Linked DNA regions of Homo sapiens: region 2 is linked to region 1. Evidence: read pairs that join two places in POLR2A ChIA-PET (ENCODE). Cell type or tissue: B cell. All regions are shown on one strand. Each heading gives the region's core, and the rest is flanking DNA. Links, peaks and the distances in the headings are about the cores only.

Evidence for each region. Peaks named below come from ENCODE experiments on the same cell type or tissue, not always from the same donor. Only the 100,000 strongest peaks of a DNase experiment are listed, where the experiment ranks them.
Region 2: POLR2A ChIA-PET joins it to region 1 with 6 read pairs; 2 of 35 experiments call an interaction of 5 or more read pairs at or near these places.

What each region holds. Positions count from the first base shown.
Region 1 is chr3:186,948,362-186,959,633 of GRCh38, reverse strand. All of the region lies in intron 1 of ST6GAL1 (ST6 beta-galactoside alpha-2,6-sialyltransferase 1), which reads right to left. Among named protein-coding and RNA genes, the nearest start is that of ST6GAL1, 23 kb to the right of the region's middle. RefSeq lists enhancers at 511-560, 2,354-2,854 and a silencer at 3,351-3,593. In B cell, for the core only: no CTCF peak of the experiment used is centred there; a DNase peak (open chromatin) is centred at 5,103; H3K27ac peaks cover 3,966 bases.
Region 2 is chr3:187,089,222-187,100,493 of GRCh38, reverse strand. No RefSeq gene overlaps it. Among named protein-coding and RNA genes, the nearest start is that of RPL39L, 45 kb to the left of the region's middle. In B cell, for the core only: no CTCF peak of the experiment used is centred there; no DNase peak of the experiment used is centred there.

The sequences.
Region 1 (11,272 bases), core at 1,997-6,996:
ACATCCCTTCTTGATGGTTCATATGGGGAGCCCAGATCCAACATTACGGGGCTCCTGTCCTAGACCTAATAATATTCACCATAAATGTTCCTTTATTTTTAATTTCAATTTTTTTTTGTTAGCAACTACTGTGTGCCAGGTGCTTTATGTACTAAGTTATTCATTTATTCTTCACACAAGCCTATGAAGCGAGGAGTGTCTTCTCCATTTTCAGATGAGGTGACAAGAGCTTTGGTGACAGCACGGGCACAAAGCAGGTAAGTGACTAAGCCAGAGTTCCACACACAAAGCTGCCTCCCAGAGCTGCCTCCCAGGGGCTTTTCTTTATCTTCCCTTTAGTGCTAGGCCAAGAGATTCCAGCAAAGAGCTGAAACTAAGTATGAGTTGCACACTGAGTACATGGGTGAGCTCTGACAAAAAGAGAAAAGGTGTCTGCATTTAGAGAACCAGAAAAGGGAAGCTCTTCTGCCATTGCCATATGCAAAATTTCCAAAGGAGGGTACCTCTGCACATTTATTTGATTGTGTTGTTAATATGTTCTCTACAGCAAACAATCATTCAGCTTTGATTGGGTGCCTATTTTAGGTGCCAATCTGGATACAGGGGGAGACACTGAGCCCTTTTTAACTTATTTTATTTTATTTATTTATTTATTTATTTATTTAATTTTTTTTTTTTTTTGAGATGGAGTCTCGCTCTGTCACCCTGACTGGAGTGCAGTGGCACAATCTCTGCTCACCGCAACCTCCGCCTCCCACGTTCAAGCGATTCTCCTGCCTCAGCCTCCCGAGTAGCTGGGATTACAGGTGCATGCCACCACACCTGGCTAATTTTTGATATTTTTGGTAGAGACAGGGTTTCACCATGTTGGCCAGGCTGGTCTCGAACTCCTGACCTCAAGTGATCCACCAGCCTTGGCCTCCCAAATTAGTGGGATTACAGGCATGAGCCACAGCACCCGGCACATTGAGCCCTTTTTTAAATCAAAGCAACACACACCAATGATTTTTAAGGTCCAGTGGTACTGCAAGGCTGTAAGGAGAAACAGCAGGCCCTGCCCCACCCCTCCATATCCCTAATTCTGTCTTTCAACTCCTGTATCTATTTCCAGAGTCATCTCAGTGTATCTAAATAGCACGCTTATATGGCTCTGGATTTTTTTCAATATTAGATATTATTCACTAACTTCCTATTATAGAAAATAAGGATTTAGCTCCTTACCACCATTCTATATACCACCTCTCCTGTCCCACATTCTCCCAATAGTTATACCATTTTTTATTAAGTCAACACTAATAGCTATATTATTAAGTTACATTATTTTGTCAAGTAATTATTAAGTTACATTATTATAACCAGATAAATTATTATTCATAGCTGAGCCATGTGTGGTGTTACAATTAATTCCTTTCATGTATATTTCTTAGTTGCCATTTGTAGAGTCCATTATTACCTCATTTGTTTGTCTGCTTAACTTTCTATGTACTTGTCACGAATTCAGCCCTCAACATTCCAACAAAACTATAAAACTCATCACAGTACACTAAATATACCATTATGTACTAATCTTTTTTTTTTTTTTAATTCTTAAAAATCTCCCTTCTGGAACCTTCCATTCTCCTCCTTCAACCTGAAGTGGTTGCTTTCTGTGCTTAAAGGAAGATCCCATTTATTCTTAGTTTACTGTCTAGTTTTGGAGAAACAAATGCATCATAGATTCCTCAAAAAAGGCTGTGTGGGAGATAAAATCATTGAGACTTCTCATACCTGAAAATGCCATTATTCCACCCTCATATTTGATTAATAATTTGTCAGGATATAATTTCTCAGTTGGAAATACTAGCCTCTCAGAATTTAAGGAATGGCTTCATTGTCTCCTAGCTTCTGTAGAGATAGATGATGTCAATCATATTTCTATTGTTATATATAATCCATTTGGTTGGGGGGAGGATTTTCTCCTGTCAAGAAGCTTTTCTTCTGGTGTATGTCTTTTTTTCAAGTCACAGCCCCAGGTACTCAAGTGGGCCTTTCAATGTCCTTTCAATGTTCTCAAAGTTTTTCTTGTATTATTTCTTTAATAAATTTTCCCTTTCATTGTCTCTATTCTCTTTTTCTGCGAGTCTTACTATTCTGATGTTGGGCTTCTTAGAATAATCCTTCTTATTTTTCTTTTCTTTTCTTTTAGGCGGGAGGGACAGGGTCCCACTCTGTTGCCCAGGCTGGAGTGCAGTGGTACAACCTCAGCTCACTGCAACCTCAACCTCCTTGGCTCAAGTGATCCTCCCATCTCAGCCTCCCAAGTTGCTGGAACTATAGGCGTGCACCACCATGTCTGGCTAATTTTTGTATTTTTGAGTAGAGGTGGGGTTTTGCCATGTGGCCAGGCTGGTCTCAAACTCTTGGGTTCAAATGATCCACTCACCTTGGCCTCCCAAAGTTCTGGGAATACAGGCATGAGCCACCGCGCCCAGCACATTTTCTTTCTTTCTTTGACTTTCTGCAAGGTTCTGTAAGTTTTCTTCAATTCTATATTCCAAACCCTCTACTGATTTATTCTTCTATCACACTTTTAATTTCCAAAAGTTCTTTCTTAGTCTCTGAAACTCCTCTTTGTTGCACATTGCTTTTATTTTATTAATGCAACATATTCTCTTATCTCTCTTAGACTAGTAATTACAGGTTTTGTGAAGTTTTCTTCTGCTCCCTATATTTTCTCTATTTCTTGTGAGTTTCTAGTGCTGTTGTTGTCTCTTTTAATTTCTGCCTTTCATGTTTCAAACTTTTCTCAAATATCTGGTGATCGTTAGCTGTCTTTTTAAATTGAAAAGTGAGACACTAAAAACTGACCGGATGTTCTGTGTGCATGATCAGTGCTTCTGAACTGGTGGATCTTACGGGAGGGTGATTGTGAGTCAGCTGTAAATTTTGTTTGGAACACCCTAAATATCAATATCTATAGGCTTTTTCTCTTGGGCTCTTAAGTTTATGCAGAAAGACTCCTCTAGCCTCATGACTAGGGAAAGCAGAATTTGACTCTAGTATCCAGCACTGTGTGACAGAAGCAGAAAAAGTGCTGGGAGCAGCGAGAGGCCTCGCTGGTGAGCATGTGGACTTTCCCTCATTCCCTCTGGTATAGAACTGCATTTCACACATGCCCCTCTTAGCCTGGCCTGCTGTGCCTGATCTTAATCGGGTCTTAAAACTGAGCATGTTCCTGGAAAGAGCCTTAAAGGAAATACTAATTTACCAGGAAGAAAAAAAAACAAACACAAACATTTTACAGGCATAGATTTATAAATAGCCTCACATCAGTCCAAATCAGGTTTTGCCACCAAATGGGTTAAGAATAAAGCTTGACTTTCACAAATTTTTGGACTTGAAAGTTGCAGATAAGGGCTTGTTTGTGTATGCATTTCCCACACCTCCAGTCACACTTGCGACATTTTTCACAGGGATTTTTCTCACTCTGTGGGACCGGCTGCTTGCAACAAGACATGAAAAAAATGAGGCAGTTGAGATGTGGGTGCAGGGGGAAGGCCAGGCTCCACAGAGAGACGATCTAACGACACAGTCACTTGGCAGGTTTGAGTCCTAGTTCTACACTAGCAAGCTGTGTTACTCTGAAAAAGTTGTTTAACCTCTCTGCGCCTCAAAAATCACAAGCATTCCTATACACCAGCAAAACACAAGCAGAGAGCGAAATCATGAATGAACTCCCATCCACAATTGCTACAAAGAGAATAAAATACCTTGGAATACCCCTAACAAGGGAAGTGAAGGACCTCTTCAAGGAGAACTACAAACCACTGCTCAAGGAAATAAGAGAGGACACAGGCCGGGCATGGTGGCTCACGCCTGTAATCCCAGCACTTTGGGAGGCTGAGGTGGGTGGATCACAAGGTCAAGAGATCAAGACCATCCTGGCCAACCTGGTGAAATCCCATCTCTACTAAAAATACAAAAATTAGCTGGGCATGGTGGCACGCACCTGTAGTCCCAACTACTCAGGAGGCTGAGGCAAGAGAATCGCTTGAACCCGGGAGGTGGAGGTTGCAATAAGCCAAGATCACACCACTGCACTCCAGCCTGGGTGACAAGAGTGACACTCCATCTCAAAAGAAAAGAAAAAAAAAAGAGAAGACACAAACAAATGGAAAAACATTCCGTGCTTGTGGATAGGAAGAATCAATATCATGAAAATGGCCATACCACCCAAAATAATTAATAGATTAAATGCTATTCCCATTAAACTACCATTGACATTCTTCACAGAATTAGAAAAAAAACTACTTTAAAATTCACATGGAACCAAAAAAGAGTCCATATAGCCAAGACAATCCTAAGCAAAAAGAACAAAGCTGGAGGCATCCAGCCACCTGAGTTCAAACTATACTACAACGCTACAGTAACCAAAACAGCATGGTACTAGTACAGAAACAGACACACAGACCAATGGGACAGCACAGAGATCTCAGAAATAAGACCACACATCTATAACCATCTGATCTTTGCCACACCTGACAAAAACTAGCAATGGGAAAAGGATTCCCTATTTAATAAATGGTGCTGGGAAAATTGGCTATCCATACACAGCAAATTGAAACTGGACCCATTCCTTATACCTTACCCAAAAATTAACTCAAGATGGATTAAAGACTTAAATGTAAAACCCAAAACTATAAAAACCCTAGAAGAAAATGTAGGCAATACCATTCAGGACATCAGCACAGGCAAAGATTTCAGGACAAAATCATCAAAAGCAATTACAACAAAAGCAGAAATTGACAAATGGGATCTGATTAAACTAAAGAGCTTCTGCACAACAAAAGAAACTATCATTAGAGTGAACAGACAGCCTACAGAACGGGAGAAAATTTTTGCAATCTAATCTATCCATTTGACAAAGCTCTAATATCCAGAATCTACAAGGAATTTAAACAAATTTGCAAGAAAAAAAAAACCCATTAAAAAGTGGGCAAAGGACATAAACAGACATTTCTCAAAATAAGACATTTATGTGGCCAACAAACATATGAAAAAATGCTCAACACCATGCATCATTAGAAAAATGCAAATCAAAACCACAAAAAGATACTATCTCATGCCAGTCAGAATGGCAATTAGTAAAGCCGTGAAACAACAGATGTTGGTGAGGCTATGAAGAAATAAGATCGCTTTTACACTGTTGGTGGGAATGTAAATTAGTTCAACCATTGTGGAAGACAGTGTGGTGAGTCCTCAAAGATCTAGAACCAGAAATACCATGTAACCCAGCAATCCCATTACTGAGTATATACTCAAAGGAATATAAATCCTTCTATTATAAAGATACATGCACGCATATGTTCATCGCAGCACTATTCACAATAGCAAAGATATGGAATCAACCCAAACGTCCATCAGTGATACACTGGATAAAGAAAATGTGGTACATATACACCACGGAATACTATGCAGCCATAAAAAGGAAAGAGATCATGTCCTTTGCAGGGACATGGATGGAGCTGGAAGCCATTATCCTCAGCAAACTAACACAGGAAGAGAAAATCAAACACCATATGTTCTCACTTATAAGTGGGAGCTAAACAATAAGAACACATGGACACAGGGAGGGGAACAACACACACTGGGGCCTGTCAGGGGGCCTGGGGGAGGGAGAGCATCAGGATAAATAGCTAATGCATGTGGGGCTTAATACCTAGGTGATGGGTTGATAGGGGCAGCAAACCACCATGGCACATGTTTACCTATGTAACAAACCTGCACATCCTACACATGTATCCTGGAACTTAAAATAAAATAAAATTAAAAAAAAAAAAAAAACCTCTCTGTGTCTCAGTTTCTTCATGTATAAATTTTGGGTTATTCCAACTAATTTTGAAATGTCATTGTGAGGATTTTGTTAAATTCAGCCAACAAATGTGGATTATGCCTATGATACCTGAGGCATTGCTCTGGGTCCTAAAGAAATAGCTGTGAGCAAAAGAGATAACATCCTTGCCCTCATGGAAGCAAGTTCCTAGTGAGAAAAGACACAGGGTAGTAACTCAGATGGCCACCTACGCTATTGAACAGCAACAAGGAAGGATAAAAGGGAGAGAGCCAAGTCGGTGGGAGGAGACAGGCAGGAGATTATAATCTTATATAAGGCTGTCAAATGGCCTGTTTGACAAGGTGACATCTAAATAGAAACCTGAAGAAGAGACGAAAACAATAGGATACATGAAGGAAGGTGTCCTGCCTGGAGGAAGCAGTGGAAAGGCTCTGAGACCAAAGTGTGCTTTATATCTGAGGAGTAGGCTCAGTGAGGTGAAGCAGAATGAAGCGGTGGAAAAGAGCAGGAGATGAAGTCTGCAGGGTCTGAAGGCTGGGTCACACAGAATCCTGTAGGCCTTTCTAAGCTCTGAGTAAAAGAGGAAGCCTTTCCTGGTTTTTGAGCGGAAGAATGACACATCACTACAGCTTTTAAAATGATCACTCTGGTTACTGTTTTGAGAACATACCACAGGAGCAAGACTACAAGCAGGAGGCTCAGTTGTGAAACGATTCTAAGAGAAAGAACAGGTCTTCTGTCCTGGACCAACATGAATTTGATGAATTAAGTAGTTGTTTCTTAATTTATTGTGAAAGCACAGCTGACATGGTTTGCTAACAGAGTGGGTGCAGCATGAGAGAAAGAGAATTTAGAATGACTCCAGAGTTTAAGCCCTAAAAGATGGAAAGATGAAATTGTTGTCCACTGAAATGAGGATGGCTCTTTTAGGGAGAAAAGCAGCAGTTCGATTTTGGGCTTGTCATATTTGAGATGTATATTAGATGTCTAAGGAAACTTGTCAAGTAGATGGTTGAATATCTGAGCATGGAACTCAGGGGAAAGGTGTGGGTTGGAAATATAAATTGAGGGTTGTCAGGAAATTGATGATATGAGATGGCCAGGGCATGAGGAGACAGAGAAGAGGCCAAGTCCAAGGGCCACTCCCAGAGGCACTCCACAGTGACCAAGTGAAAATGAGCCAACAGAGAAGCGCTTGAACCCGGGAGGCGGAGGTTGCAGTGAGCTGAGATCGCGCCACTGCACTCCAGCCTGGGTAAGAGAGTGAGACTCCATCTCAATAAAAATAAAAAAAGAAAAGAAAAGAAAAGAAAATGAGCCAAGAAAAGGAACTGAGAAGGAGAACCTAGTGAGAGAAGAGGAAAAGCAAAGACAGTGATGTTCCAGAAGCCAAGAGAAGAAACTATTTCAAGGAGGATGGAATGGTCAATTGTATCAAAAGTTGCTGATCAGTCAAGATAGGGACTGAGATCTGACCACTGGATTTGGCAAGAGAGGATACTGGTGAGCCTGACCGGTATGGTTTTGGTGGTGTGATGGGTACAAAAGACTGATCATGTTGAGTTTAAATGAGAATGAGAGAAGAGGGAGTGCAGGGTGCAAATGCAGACAACTCTCTCCAGGAGCATAAAAATTGGCACACCCCCTCCCTTTTCACCTCCTGCCGTGAGTAAAAGCTTCCTGAAGCCTCACCAGAAGATGATGTGGGTGCCATGCCTGTACAGCCTGCAGAATCATGAGCCAAATAAACCTCTTTTCTTTATAAATTACTCAGTCTCAGGTTTTCCTTTATAGCAAGGCAACATGGACTCATACAGTAGTACCCTTATAAAAGAGGCTCTGGAGAACTAGTGAGCCCTGTTAGCACATGAGGACACGGTGAAAAAGCACCATCCATAAATTAGGAAGCAAGCTCTCACCAGACGCCGAATCTGCTGGTGCCTTCAACTTGGACTTCCCAGCCTCCAGAACTATGAGCAATACATTTCTTTTGTTTATAAACCACCCTGTTTACGGTATTTTGTTATCACAGCCTGAATGGACTAAGACAAAAGGTATGAAAGTTTTCCTCCGACTGCCATTATTTTTTCAGGTAAGTTTAAAACAAGGTATCAACTGAGAGTATGGATAGGGAAGGTGTTAGAGACTTGAAGAGAGAGAAAAAGGTGCGAAACAGTCATCTAGATGACAGAGGAATGGTCATGCTTCTCAACTATCATTCATTGGAATTAACAGCACAGGTTAACAAAGAGATACTGGTGCCCAGGTCAACCTCACAAAGACTTTGATTTCGTTAGTTTGAGAGGAATTCAGGCAGCAATACGTGTTATAATTCCCACCAGTAACACTAATGACAGCCAGGGTTGAGAACCAATGGACCAACAAAATGAAGCGACATGGCCTACAACACCAATGTCCCCTTAAGAGTCATGGCCAAGAATTACGGCCTGGCGCAGTGGCTCATGCCTGTAATCCCAGCACTTTGGGAGGCCGATGTGGGCGGATTGCCTGAGGTCAGGAGTTCGAGACCAGCCTGACCAACATGGTGAAACCCTATCTCTACTAAAAATACAAAAAATGAGCGGGTCACGTTGGCAGGTGCCTGAAGCTGAGGCAGGAGAATCGCTTGAACCCAGGAGGCAGAGGCTGCACGCAGTGAACCGAGATCACGCCATAGCACTGCAGCCTGGGGGACAAAAACAAAACTCTGTCTCAAAAAAAATAAACAAAAAAGAATTAGAGTGGGACCATTCAGGATGACACTATGCTTTTCTACAGTCACACTCAGATTTGTGGAGTAGGTATGGTGTTCAAAGAGCTGGATTTAGCCAGGGCTAAATGAGATACTTGTAAAGCATATAGCATGCCCAGACATGGTAAGAGTTCAGTAAATGAAAGCTTCTACGTTTGTTTTTATCACCACCTAGGTGACACACAACATGCATGCAGCAAATAAAATCCTGTTTTTATCTCATCCAAATGATTCACCCAATCATATCATATCACAGAACTTTAGAGTCATTTGTGAATAACTAAAACCACAAATGTATATCCTTAACTATCAAGGTGGTCTTCTCCGGTTCTTTTTATTTGACACTGAGCACTGCATAAAGGGTCAGTGGACTTCCCAGAAATCACAGAAGTCACAGGTCACCCCTCCTCCCACCTACCTGCTGTCTGAATTTGATAACAACCGCTTTGTACCATTTTGTGAAGCCCCTCCATCCACATGACCTGGAGCCTGCACTTTAGTGAGCTCTGCCTTTGCAGTTCCTGCCTGGTAATCTGTCCCACTCCCTCTGAGGAGGCCCACTCCTGCTCCTAGCCCTAAGCCTGGAGCCCAGATACCTATGGAGAGATCACTGGGATGACAAGTGCCACCTCAACACCCTCTCCCCCAGTCAGGCCTGGCTGGATTCCTGCCCATGTAAAACCACCTGCTGGAAAATGACTGCAGACTCTATCCTGACCCAAACTGAGTAGGATCAAATGCCAGCAGAGAGGGGGAAGCCCGAGGGCTCACCTGTCCAGGGAGCCTCCACTGTTAGCTCTGCCCTCCCTTATGAGTGGATCCAATGCTGCCCCCGCCCCAACTGCCTGGCAGATTCTTCTTCATTCTTTTAAAGCCTTTGAGGATATCATCTCTTTTTCTGGCCTTCTCTGCCCCTGCCTCCAGCTCCCTCCACAGCTTGTGCAACTTGCTTTCCTTTGTGCCCCCTTCCACAGGCCTGGCTCTCCTCCTAGATGGAGAGCTCCTCCAGGGAGAGGCTGTATCTCATTTCTCTTTCTATTCACAGCCCCTAGCAAAGTGGCCCATCAGGTGGACAATAACTGAGAATAACCGTTCACATGTGCTGTGATATTGAAAATAACCACGATTTATTGGTCTCCAACCATGTGCCCAAAACTAGGTTAGGCACTACCTCTAGGACTCACACCAATGCTACAAGGCAGAAAGGATGAATATAGACTAAGACAGGAAACTGAGGACCAGAGAGGCCAAGCTGCCAAGCTTGCACACCTGAGAAGTGGCATATCTGGAATTTAAACCCAAGTCTGTCTGGCTACAAAGCATGTGGTTTTTTTTCCGAATGATAAGGTCTTTCTGAGGAAGGTGACATTGCAAACGGTAGTTAACAGGGAAGGCAGTGAGTTGCCTCCAAGCCCTCCTACTGTGAGTCACTGGATCTGGCTGGGGAGACAAGGGCAGGACTCTTCAAGTACAGAAGGATTCCCTGTGAGACGCCTTTGGTTCATCTCCTCCTGGCCAGTTTTTTCCCCTCATCCAAATTTGCAGCCCAGAATAAGATGTTCATTGTGAAAAGCAAAAAAGGAGCCGTCACAAGCCCTCTGGCAGGAATCATCTTCTGGGGATTCATTCCTCACACTGTCAGCCACCACCTCCAGCTCAGGCCCAAGGCCAGCCTCCTCCCAGAACCAGCACTGTGCAGTCCACAAAGGCAATCCCTGAGGCAGACTCTTAGGTAACTGATAACTCAGCCTGGCTGCCACGTCACAGCTCCCTAGCTGCCTTCTTCCCTCTCTCACCTGGAACAAATTCCTATGACCCTGGTTCCCAAAATAAGACAAGAAGAACAAGGTCCCAAGCTTGACTCTCCTCCAGGGCTCAGATCCATGAACCATCCCAGAGAATTTTCCCTCTTTCACCCGCCTGCTTGGCTTTTATTTCCAAGGCTAGAATTGGCAGGTAGGAAAAATGACTCTCTGGTGGAGCAGGAGGGCCCACTACAGCCTCACGGGCTTCCCACCACGGGCTACTGCAAATTCACTGCCTGCTGTCACACCTTGATCTTACCGAGAGAACACCCACTCAACTCACTGGTGGCTGGATGTGTTCTTACCTCAGTGGACAAACAGGAGCATCGCGGGAGCTGAGCTCATTCCATGAGGACTCCTAAGGGCTGGGCAGGATACTGGGCCCAGGGCTGTGCAGAGAAACCAGTCATCATCCCCACCATCCAGGATGTCAAGGTCTAACATAGCAAATTTCACATAGCATAGTGAGCATGGCACAAGAGATCGGAGGTCTTCTCTCTCCTTTGTGGGCCATGAATTTGAGGGGGCTCCTCCGGAACTGAGGCTGGCTGGAGCTGAGGCTGAGCCAAAGGTGTTGGTATAGCAGAGAGACCAGTGAGATAAGGAAGAAACGGATCTCTTCAGCGATATGGAATAGCCTGGGTCTCTCTCCAACGACCACATACACACACAGACACACACACACACACACACACACACACACACACACACACACTAGAGTTTCTGAACCCCCAAGAGCATACCAGGCCCCAGCCCACACCCTACAACCATCCTGATCCTTCCCGGAGCAAACGTCAGGTGCCTCCAGCCACACTAGCTCAGAGCAGAGGTCTGGCTGCCCGCCCAGTTTGATAAGTGTTGTCAGAAGCCCAATTTCTTTGA
Region 2 (11,272 bases), core at 2,930-7,929, 140 kb before region 1:
CCCAGTAGTGGGATTGCTGGATTGAATGGTGAATCTGCTTTCAGTTTTTTTAAGGGCTCGCCATAGACGTTGTGCTAATTTACATTCCCACCAGCAGTGTAAAAGTGTTCCCTTTTCATCATATCCTCGTGAACATCCGTTTTTTTTTTATTTATTTTTTATTTTTTAATTATGGCCATTCTTGCCGGCGTAAGGTTGTATCTCATTGTGGTTTTAATTTGCATTTCCCTGATGATTAATGATGATGAGCATTTTTCATATGTTTGTATACTTCTTTTGAGAATTATCTACTCCTGCCCTTTTCCCACTTTTTGAAGGGATTATTTGGTCTTTTACTTGTGGATTTGTTTGAATTCCTTGTAGATTCTGGATACTAGTTCTTCATTGAATGTGTAGTTTGAAATATTTTCTCCCACTCTGTGGGTTGTCTGTTTGCTGATTATTTATTTTGCTGTGCAAAAGCTTTTTAGTTTAATCAGTTCCCATTTATTTATTTTTGTTTTTGTTGCATTTGCTTTTGGGGTCTGAGTCATGAATCCTTTGTGTATGCCAATGTCCAGAAGAGTTTGTCTAATGTTATTTTCTAGAATTGTTATGGTTTCAGGTCTTAGATTTAGGCCTTTGATCCATCTTGAGTTGGTTTTTGTATAAGGTGAGAGATGCAGATGGTTTCATTCTTCCACAGGTGGCTTGCCAGTTTTCCTAGCACCATTTATTGAATAGGATTTCCTTTCCCAAATTTGTGTTTTTGTATGCTTTGTTTAAGATCAGCTGGCTATAAATATGTGGTTTATTTCTGGGTTATCTGTCCTGTTCTATTGGTCTACCTGCCTATTTTTATACTAGTACCATGCTGTTTTGGTAAGTATAGCCTTGTAGTATAATTTCAAGTTGGAATATGATGCCTCCAGATTTTTTTTTTCTTAGTATTGCTTTGGCTATGTGGGCTCTTTTTTGGTTCCATGTGAATTTTAGTATTGCTTTTTTCTAGTTCTGTGAAAAGTGATTATGGCATTTTGATGGGAATTCCATTGAATCTGTAGTTTGCTTTGGGCAGTGTGGTCATTTTCACATTATTAATTCTTTCCATCCATAAACTTGAGGCATGTTCTCATTTGTTCGTGCCATCTGTGATTTCTTTCAGCAGGGTTTTGTAGTTTTCCTTGTAGAGATCTTTCACCTCCTTGGTTAACTATATTTCTAGGTATTTTACTTTTTTTTTGCAGCTTTGTAAAAGGGATTGAGTTCTTGATTTGATTCTCAGTTTGGTCGTTGTTGGTGTATAGCAGTGGTACTGATTTGTGTACAATGATTTTGTAACCTGAGGCTTTACTGCATTTGTTGATCAGATCTAGGAGGCTTTTGGATGAGTCATTAGGGTTTTGTATGTATACCATCATATCATCAGCAAACAGTGATAGTTTAACTTCCTCTTTTCCAAATTGGATGACTTTATTTCTTTCTCTTGCCTGATTGCTCTGGCTAGGACTTCCAGTACTATGTTGAACAGAAGTGGTTAAAGTGGGCATCCCTGTCTTGCTCCAGTACTCAGGGGGAATGCTTTCAACTTTCTCCCATTCAGTATGATGTTGGCTGTGGCTTTGTCATAGACGGTTTTTATTATTTTGAGGTAAGTCTCTTCTATGCCTAGTGTGTAGAGGGTTTTTATCATAAAATGATGCTGGATTTTATCAAATGCTTTTTCTGCATCTATTGAGATGATCATATAGCATTTGCTTTTAATTCTGTTTATGTGATTTATCACATTTATTGATTTGTGTATGTTAAACCATCCCTGCATCCTTGGGATGAAACTCACTTGATCGTGATATACTATCTGTCTGATGTGCTGTTGGATTCAGTTGGCTAGTATTTTGTTGAGGATTTGTGCATCTTTGTTCATCAGGGATATTTGTCTGTAGTTTTCTTTATTATGTCCTTTTCTAGTCTGGGTATTAGGGCGATACTGGCTTGATAGAATGATTTGGGGAGGATTCCCTCTTTCCCTATCTTTTGGAATAGTTTCAGTAGGATTGGTACCAATTCTTTGAATGTCTGGTAGAATTCAGCTGTGAAACTCTGTGGTCCTGGACCTTTTTTGTGTCAGCAATTTTTTTTATTACGGATTCAGTCCACTGCTTGTTATTGGTCTGTTCAGGATTTCTATTTCCTCCTGATTTAATCTAGGAAGGTTATATGTTTCCAGGAATTTATCCATTTCCTCTAGATTTTCTAGTTTGTGCACATAAAGCTGTTCATAGTTGTCTTGAATGATCTTTTGTATTTCTGTGGTATTCTGTGTAATGTCTCCAGTTTCATTTCTATTTGAGCTTACTTGGATCTTCTCTCTTCTTTTATTGGTTAATCACACTAACAGTCTACCAACTTTGTTTATCTTTTCAAAGAACCAGCTTTTTGTTTGATTTGTCTTTTGTATTTTTTATTGTTGTTGTTGTTGTTTCAATTTTGTTTAGTTCCACTTTGATCTTTATTTCTTTTCTTCTCCTGGCTTTGGGTTTAGTTTGATCCTGTTTCTCTTGTTCCCTGAGGTGTAAAATTTGGTTGTCAATTTGTGTTCTTTCAGACTTTTTGATGTAGGCGTTTAATGCTATGAACTTTCCTCTTAGCACTGCTTTTGCTGTATCCCAGAGGTTTTGATAACTTGTGTCGGTTATTATCATTCATTTCAAATAATTTTTAAATTTTCATCTTGATTTCATTATTAACACCAAAATCATTCAAGAGCAGATGATTTAATTTCCATGTATTTTATAGTTTTGAAGGTTCCTTTTGGAGTTGATTTCCAGTTTTATTCTACTGTGGTCTGAGAAGATACTTGACATGATTTCGATTTTCTTATATTTATTGAGACTTGTTTTGTGGCTTATGATACAGTCTATCTTGGAGAATGTTCCATGTTCTGATAAGAAGAATGTATATTCTCCAGTAGTTGAGTAGAATGTTCTGTAAATATCTGTTAAGTCCATTTGTTCTAGCATATAGTTGAAGTCCACTGCTTCTTTGTTAACTTTCTGTCTCAGTGATCTTTCTAGTGCTGTCAGTGGAGTATGGAAATTTCCCACTATTACTGTGTTGCTGTCTATCTCATTTCTTTGATTTAGTAGTGATTGTTTCATAAATCTTGGAACTCTGGTGTTAGGTGCATATAAATTTATGGTTGTAATATCTTCTTGTTGGACTGATCCTTTTATCATTATATAATGTTATTCTTTGTATTTTGTTTGCTTGTGTTTGGCTGTTGTTGCTTTAAAATCTGTTTTGTCTGATATAACAATAGCTACTCTGGCTTACTTTTGGTTTCCATTTGTGTGGAATATCTTTTTCCACTCCTTTACCCTGAGTTTACATGAATTTTTATGTGTTAGGTGAGTCTCTTGAAGACAGAAGATATCTAGTTTATGTTTTTTTTTAATCCATTCTGCCATTCTGTACCTTTTAAGTGGAGCATTTAGGCCATTTACATTCATACATTCATTACATTTTATAGGCCTTATAGTTTTATGCTTTCAGGAAGTTCTATTTTGGTGCATATCAAGCTTTTCTTTCACAATTTAAAACACCTTTTAGCATTTCTTGTAGTGCTGGTTTGGTAGTGGCAAATAACCCCAGCATTTGTTTGTCTGAAAAAGACTTTATTTTGCTCTAATTTATGAAGCTTAGTTTTGCTGGATACGAAACTCTTGACTGACAATTATTGTGTTTAAGGGGTCTAAAGATAGGACACCCAATCTCTTCTAGCTTGTAAGGTTTCTGCTGAGAAGTCTGTTATTAGCCTGATATGTTTTCCTTTATAGGTTACCTGATGCTTTTGTCTCACAGCTCTTAGAATTCTTTCCTTCATATTAACTTTAGATAGCCTGATCACTTTTTGCCTTGGTGATGATCTTTTTGCAATTAATTTCTCAGATGTTCTAGGAGCTTCCTGTACTTGGATATCTAAATCTCTAGCGAGGCCAGGAAACTTTTTCTCAATTATTACTTCAAATACGTTTTCCAAACTTTTATCCTTCTCTGTTCCCTCAGGAACAACAACTCTTCTTAGGTTTGGCCATTTTACGTAGTCCCATATTTCTTGGAGACTTTGTTCTTTTGATTCTTTATCTTTATCTGATTGGGCTAATTCAAAAGCCTTGTCTTCAAGCTCTGAAATTCTTTCTTCTATTGTTCTAGTTCATTGTTGAAACTTTCCACTGTATTTTTATTTCCCTAAGTGTGTCTTTCATTTCCAGATATTCTGATTAGTTTTTCCTTATATCTATCTCTCTGGAAAATTTCTCATCCACATCCTGTATTGATTTTTAAATTTCTTTATGTTGGTTTTCACCTTTCTCCAGTATCTCCTTGAGCAGCTTAATAATAAACCTTCTGAATTCCTTATCTGGTATTTCAAAGATTTCATCTTGCTTTGGATCCAGAGATGGGGAGCTAGTATGATCTTTTCAGGGCATTATAGAACCCCATTTTGTCATATTACCAGAATCTCTTTTCTGGTTCCTTCTCATTTGGGTAGACTATTTCTTGTAATTGTTCTTGAATTTATTTTTGGTTTCATTTTTTTTAATTTCTTTTTTTTTCTCTTAAGGATGTGACTTCAATATTTATAGTTTATTACAGCTGAATTTGGTTCTTGGTGCTTTTATGAGTGAAGATTCTGTAAGAATTCCTTGCTTATAGAGAGTCTTTGTGTGATGGCTGTCTCAGATGCTACTTGTAGTATGTATGTACTTGGTATAGGCAAGTTCATTGTCTCCTGTGGGATTGGAATGGTAGGGGTCTTTTGAAGCTTATCTCATTTCCCTGTGTTGTGCACTCATATTTATTTATTTTTTCTCCATTATTTTATTTACTGAGTTAATGGCTCAAGCTTCAGGACAGTAGGGGTGGAATTGTATCCCTGGGTAGGAACCGGTTGTAGCTAAAGCAAGTGGGTAAATGCAATACCCAATGGTGGGCAGAGATCCCAGCCTTGATTAAGGTTGCTTGGGGAGCTCCCAAATAGATGCACTGAGGTCTTATCAGAGTGAAGGTTGGGAGCTATCTCAGCTCCCCTGCCAGGCCAGCAGAAAAGCTATCCACCTCCCAGCCTCACACCTGTCCCAGTGTTCCAGCTATTCAGATTATACAGGCACTTCTTTTTGTCTGTAGGAATATTGGTGTTTCAAGTAGAGAGAAATTGTGAGTCTGCTTCTTGTGCAAGCCCAAACCTGGGGAATGCTCCTTCTGTGGGGATGCAGTTGCCCTGAAGTGTTCCAGGAAGGCTGTCTGTAGGTGAATCCACACAGAGTTCCCGTGAGAGAAGCCCCAGCTGTGTCTGCAGTGGTGGACAAGTGGGGAAAGAGGACCCTTTCTCTAAGACCTTTCATGAGCACCAAGCCTGTCTGACTGTTGGATAGAGACACAGATGTCCCCTGCTGAGTCCAGTACTGCAATTGTGTCTCTGCTGAAAGAAACTTTCCCACAGGAATGATCTGGGACTCAAGGCCTGTCACCCAGATTATTTTGTCCCACACGGTGTTCCCGTGATGTGGTACTCTCCCCCTTTTCCTAAGAGGAAGACCTCCTGAGAGTCAGACTATAGTGATTGCTATTACAGCCAGAAGTTTTGCTTGACGCCAGAACACAGTTAACAGCCCAGCCCAACTAGAGAACATGCAAGGTCTACCTGTCACCACCTACTGGCCCAACTAGAATCCTAGGCTATACTAAATAGTGAAGATCTGCACAGCCAAAGAATACCAGCAAAGACTGGAAAGTGTTTCTTCAAATGTGTAGGTACCAATGCAAAGACACAAGGATTACAAAAATGAGGGAAGTCTGGGCGCAGTGGCTCATGCCTGTAATCCCAGCACTTTGGGAGGCCAAGGCAGGTGGATTACCTGAGGTCAGGAGTTCAAGACCAGCCTGGCCAACATGGTGAAACTCCATCTCTACTAAAAATACAAAAATTAGCCGGGCATGGTGGTGCGTGCCTGTAATCCCAGCTACTTGGGAGGCTGAGGCAGGAGAATTGCTTGAACCTGGGAGGCAGAGGTAGCAGTGAGCTGAGATCATGCCACCGCACTCCAGCCTGGGCGACAGAGTGAGACTCCATCTAAAAAAAAAAAAAAAAAAAAAAAAATGAGGGAAATGCAACTAATAAAGTTCTAATAGTGGACTCTGAAGAAGTGGAGATTTATGACATGACTGATAAAGAATTCAGAAGTTCAGAGAACCACAAGAAAATACAGATGAAAAATTGAATGAAATTCTGGGAAACAATTCATGTACTAAATGTGAAGTTTGACAAAAATATAAACAATAAAAAACCCAAATAGAAATTATAAAGCTAAAGAATACAATAACTAAATTTCTGAAATTAATAGAAAGTGTCAATAGCAGGTCTTGACCAGCAGAAGAAGAATCAGTGAACCTGAATACAGGACATTTAAATTAGTCAGAGGAATGAAAAGAAAAAAAAGAAAGAAAAACAATGGAAAAGGCCTATGGTAATTATGGGACATTATCAAGAAAACAGATCTACGCATAATAGGAGTTCCCTAGGGAAAAGAAAAAGAAAAAGAACCAGAAAATTTATTTAAGATAATAATGGCTGAAAATTTCCCAAATCTAGGAAAAGATGACAATATCCAGGTACAGGAAGCTTAGAGATCACTTTTCAAATTTAACTCAAAGACAAGTTCACCAAGACACATCACATTCAAATTATCAAAAATTAAAGACAAAGAAAGAATACTGAAAGCAGCAAGAAATAAGAGGCATATCATACTGAACAGAGTCTCAATATAGCTATCAGTGAATTTCTAAGTAGAAACCTTGTAGTCTAGGAGACAGTGGGATGATACATTCAAAGTGCTGAAGGATAATAGACAACTGCCAATCAAGAATACTTTACCCAGCAAAGCTGTCCTTCAGAATAAGGGAGAAATAAAATTTTCCAAATGAAAGCTAAGGGAGTTTACCATCACCACTAGGCCCACTCTACAGGGATTGCTAAAGGGAGTTCTTTTTTTTTTTTTTTTTTTTTTTTTTTCTGAGACAGAGTCTTGCTCCATCACCCGGGCTGGAGTGCAGTGGCACAATCTCAGCTGACTGCAACCTCTGCCTCTAAAGGGAGTTCTTTAAGTGGAAACAAAAGACTACTAACTAATAATACACAACATATAAAATAAAAAACTTAATGGTAGAAGAAATACGTAGTCATATTCAGAATACACCAAAAATGTAAATAAAGGTTATGTGTAAAGCAATTTTATCTCTACTATGAGGGCTAAAATAAAACTACTAAAAATTGTAGCTACAATAGATTGTTAAGGGATACAAATTATAAGAAAAGGAAAATTTTGACATCAAAAGCACAAAAGGTAGGGAGAAGGAGTAAAGTGTAGAGCTTTTGCTTGCAATTATAATTGTTATCAGTTTAAAATAGCCTGTTTTAAGTTTAAGATGTTTTATATAAGTTTTATGGTAACCATAAAGCAAAAAACTATAATAGATGCATAAAATATAAAAATAAAGAATTAAAAACAGACCACCACTGAAAACCTTTAAACCACAAAAGGAGACAGCAAGAGAGGAAGAAAGAAACAGAGAATCTATAAAACAACCAGAAAACAAATTACAAAATGGCAGTAGCAAGTCCTTTACCTGTCACTAATTACTTTGAATGTAAATAAATTTAATTTTCCAATCAAAAGACATTGAGTGGCTGAATGCATAAAAACAATATTCAGGCCAGGCATGGTGGCTCATGTCTATAATCTCAACACTTTGGGAGGCCAAGGCAGGAGGATCACTTGAGCCCAAGGGTTCAAGACCAGCCTGGGCAACATGGTGAGATCTCATTTCTACAAAAAATAAACAAAATTAGCTAGACATGGTGGTGAATGCCTGTAGTCCCAGCTACTTGGAAGGCTGAGGTGGGAGGATTGCTTGAGCCCAGGAGGTCAAGGCTGCAGTGAGCTGAGATTGCACTACTTTACTCCAGCCTGGGCAACAGAGCAAAACTCTGTCTCAAATCAAACAAACAAACAAAATACCAATATTCAATCATATGCTGTCTACAGGAGACTCACCTCACTAGGACACACATAGACTGTACATGAAGGGACTGAAAAAGATATTCCATGCATATGGAAACCAAAAGAGAGCAGGGTTAGCTATACTTATATAAGGAAAAATAGACTGTAATTCAAAACCTATCAAAAGAGATCAAAAAGGCCATTATATAATGATAAAGGAGTCAATTCATCAAGAGGACATAACAATTGTAAATATATTCATCCAACATCAAAGCACCTAAATACATAAAGCAATTATTAAGTGATTTCAAAGAGGAGGTAGACTGCAATGCAATAATAGTACGGGTATTCATTTTTTATAACAGACCATCTAGTTAGAAAATCAACGAGGAAACACTGGACTTGAATTACACTTTAGAACAAATGTACCTAACAGACATATGCAGAACATTGCATCCAACAGAAACAGAATACACTTTCTTCTCAATGGAACATTCTCCAGGACCACGTTAGGCCACAAAACAAATCTTATCAAATTTAAGGCGATTCAAATCATAGCAAGTATCTTTTCCAATCACAATGCCATGAAACTGGAAATCAATAACAAGAGAAATCTCGGGAAATATTGGAAAATTCACAAATGTGGAAATTAGTATGTGGAAATTTTGTGGAATTTTTATGATTTTTATGTGTTTATAAGATTATGTCATCAGTGAAGAGAGAAAATTTCACTTCTTCCTTACCTATTCGATGCCTTTTATTTCTCTCCCTTGCCTGATTACAAGACCAGAGTCACAAAAGAAATAAAAAAGGAACGAAAAATGTACCTTGAGACAAAAATGAAAATATATCATATCAAAACTTACAGCATGCAGCAGAAGCAGTCCTAAGATGAAATTTTATAGCAATAAATACTTATATCAGAAAAAGAAAGATCTCAAATAAACAACCTAATATTACACCTCAAGGAACTAGAAAAAGAACAACGTTAGCAGAAAGAGAGAAATAACAAGAGCAGAAAGAGAAAAAAATAAATGAAATAGAGACTAGCAAAGTAATAGAAAAAATAGATAAAACTAAGTATTTGTTTTTTGAAAAGATAGATAAAAATGATAAACCCTTACTTAGATTAAGTGAAAAAATAGAGTGACTCAAATAAAATTAGAAATGAAAGTGGAGGCAATTGATAACACAGAAATACAAAAGATCGCGACAAATTACTTGGAATAATTATATGCCAAAAAAATTGGACAATCTAGATAAACAGATAAGTTCCTAGACACATTCTACCTACTAAAACTGAATCATGAAGAAATAGAAAATCTGAAGAGACCAGTAAAAAATAAGGAGATAAAATAAGCAAGAAATCAAAGAAAGGCTCAGAACCTAATAGCTTCACAGCTGAATCCTACCAATAACTGAAGAATAACTAATACCAAATTTTCTCAAACTATTCCACAAAATCAAGGAAGAGGGAATACTTCCAAACTGATTTTATGAGACAAGCATTTCCTTGATACCCAAATCAGACAAGAACACTACAAAAGAAAAATTTACAGGCCAATATTCCTGATGAACATATATACAAGAATCTTTAGCAAAATATTAGCAAAACAAATTCAACAATGCATTGAAGGAATCATTTGCCATGATTAAATGGGATTTATCCCTGAGATGCAAGGTGGTTAAAATATGAAAATCAATCAATGTGACTCATTACACTAACAAAATAAAGAATAAAAACCATATGGTCATCTCAACAGAGGCAGAAAAAGAATTTCACAAAATTCAACACCCTTTTGTAATAAAAACTCTCAACAGAATAGTTATAAAGAGAATGTACCTCAACATAATAAAAGCAATGTATGACAGACACATAGCTAACATACTCAGCAGTAAAAAGCTGAGAGCGTTTCCTCCAAGAACTGGAAAACAAGTATTCTCATTCTCACGACTTCTATTCAACATAGTATTGGAAGTCCTAGCTAGAGCAATTAGGCAAGAGAAAGAAACAAGGTCGGGTGCGGTGACTCCCCCCTGTAATCCCAGCACTTTGGGAGGCTGAGGTGGGCAGATCACGAGGTCAGGAGATCAAGACCATCCTGGTTAACACGGTGAAACCCCATCTCTACTAAAAGTACAAAAAATTAGCCGGGCATGGTGGCGGGCGCCTGTAGTCCCAGCTACTCGGGAGGCTGAGGCAGGAGAATGGTGTGAACCCGGGAGGCGGAGGTTGCAGTGAGCCGAGATTGCACCACTGCACTCCAGTCTGGGCAACACAGCAAGACTCCGTCTCAAAAAAAAATAAAATAAAATAAAATAAAATAAAAGGCATCCTAATAGGAAAGGAAGAAGTGAAACTGTCTCTCCTCATTGATGACATAATCTTATACATAGAAAATCCACCCAAAAAAATTCACAAAAAAACTGTTAGAACTGATCAACAAATTCAGCAAAGTTGCGGTATACAAATCCAACATACAAACATCAGTAATTTTTTATACACCAATAATGCATTACCTGGAAAGAATTAACGAGAGGAGCCACAGCAATACCCGGGTATAAATTTAACTAAGGAGGTAAAAGACTTGTATACTAAAAACTATAAAACACTGATGAAAGAAATTGAGGAAAACACCAATAAGTGGAAAGATATCTCATGTTCATAGATTAGAAGAATTAATATTGTTAAAATGTCCACACCACTCAAAGAAATCTATATCTTCAATAAAATCCCTATTAAAATTCTAATGCCATTTGTCACAAAAATAGAAAAGATAATTCTTAAATGTGTATGGAACTACAAAAGACCATGAGAAGCTGAAACAATCCTGAGTAAAAAGAATGAAGCTGGAGGCATCATAGTACCACACTTCAAAATATACTATAAGGCAATTGTGGTCAAAACAGCATGGTTCTGGCATGAAAACAGACTCATCAACCAATGGAACAGGTAGAAAGCCCAGAAATAAACCCACCTATTTATGGTCAATTGATTTTTGGAAAAGGTGCCAGGCACACAATGAGGAAAGGAAAGTCTATTCAATAAATGGCATTGGGAAATCTGGTTATCCACATGCAGAAGAATGAAATTAGACCTTTACCTTACACCAAGCACAAAAATCAACTCAAAATGCACTGAAGGCTCAAATGTAAGATCTGAAACTATAAAACTACTAGAACAAAACACAGGGAAAAACTCCTTAACATTGGTCTGGGCAAAGATTTTTTTT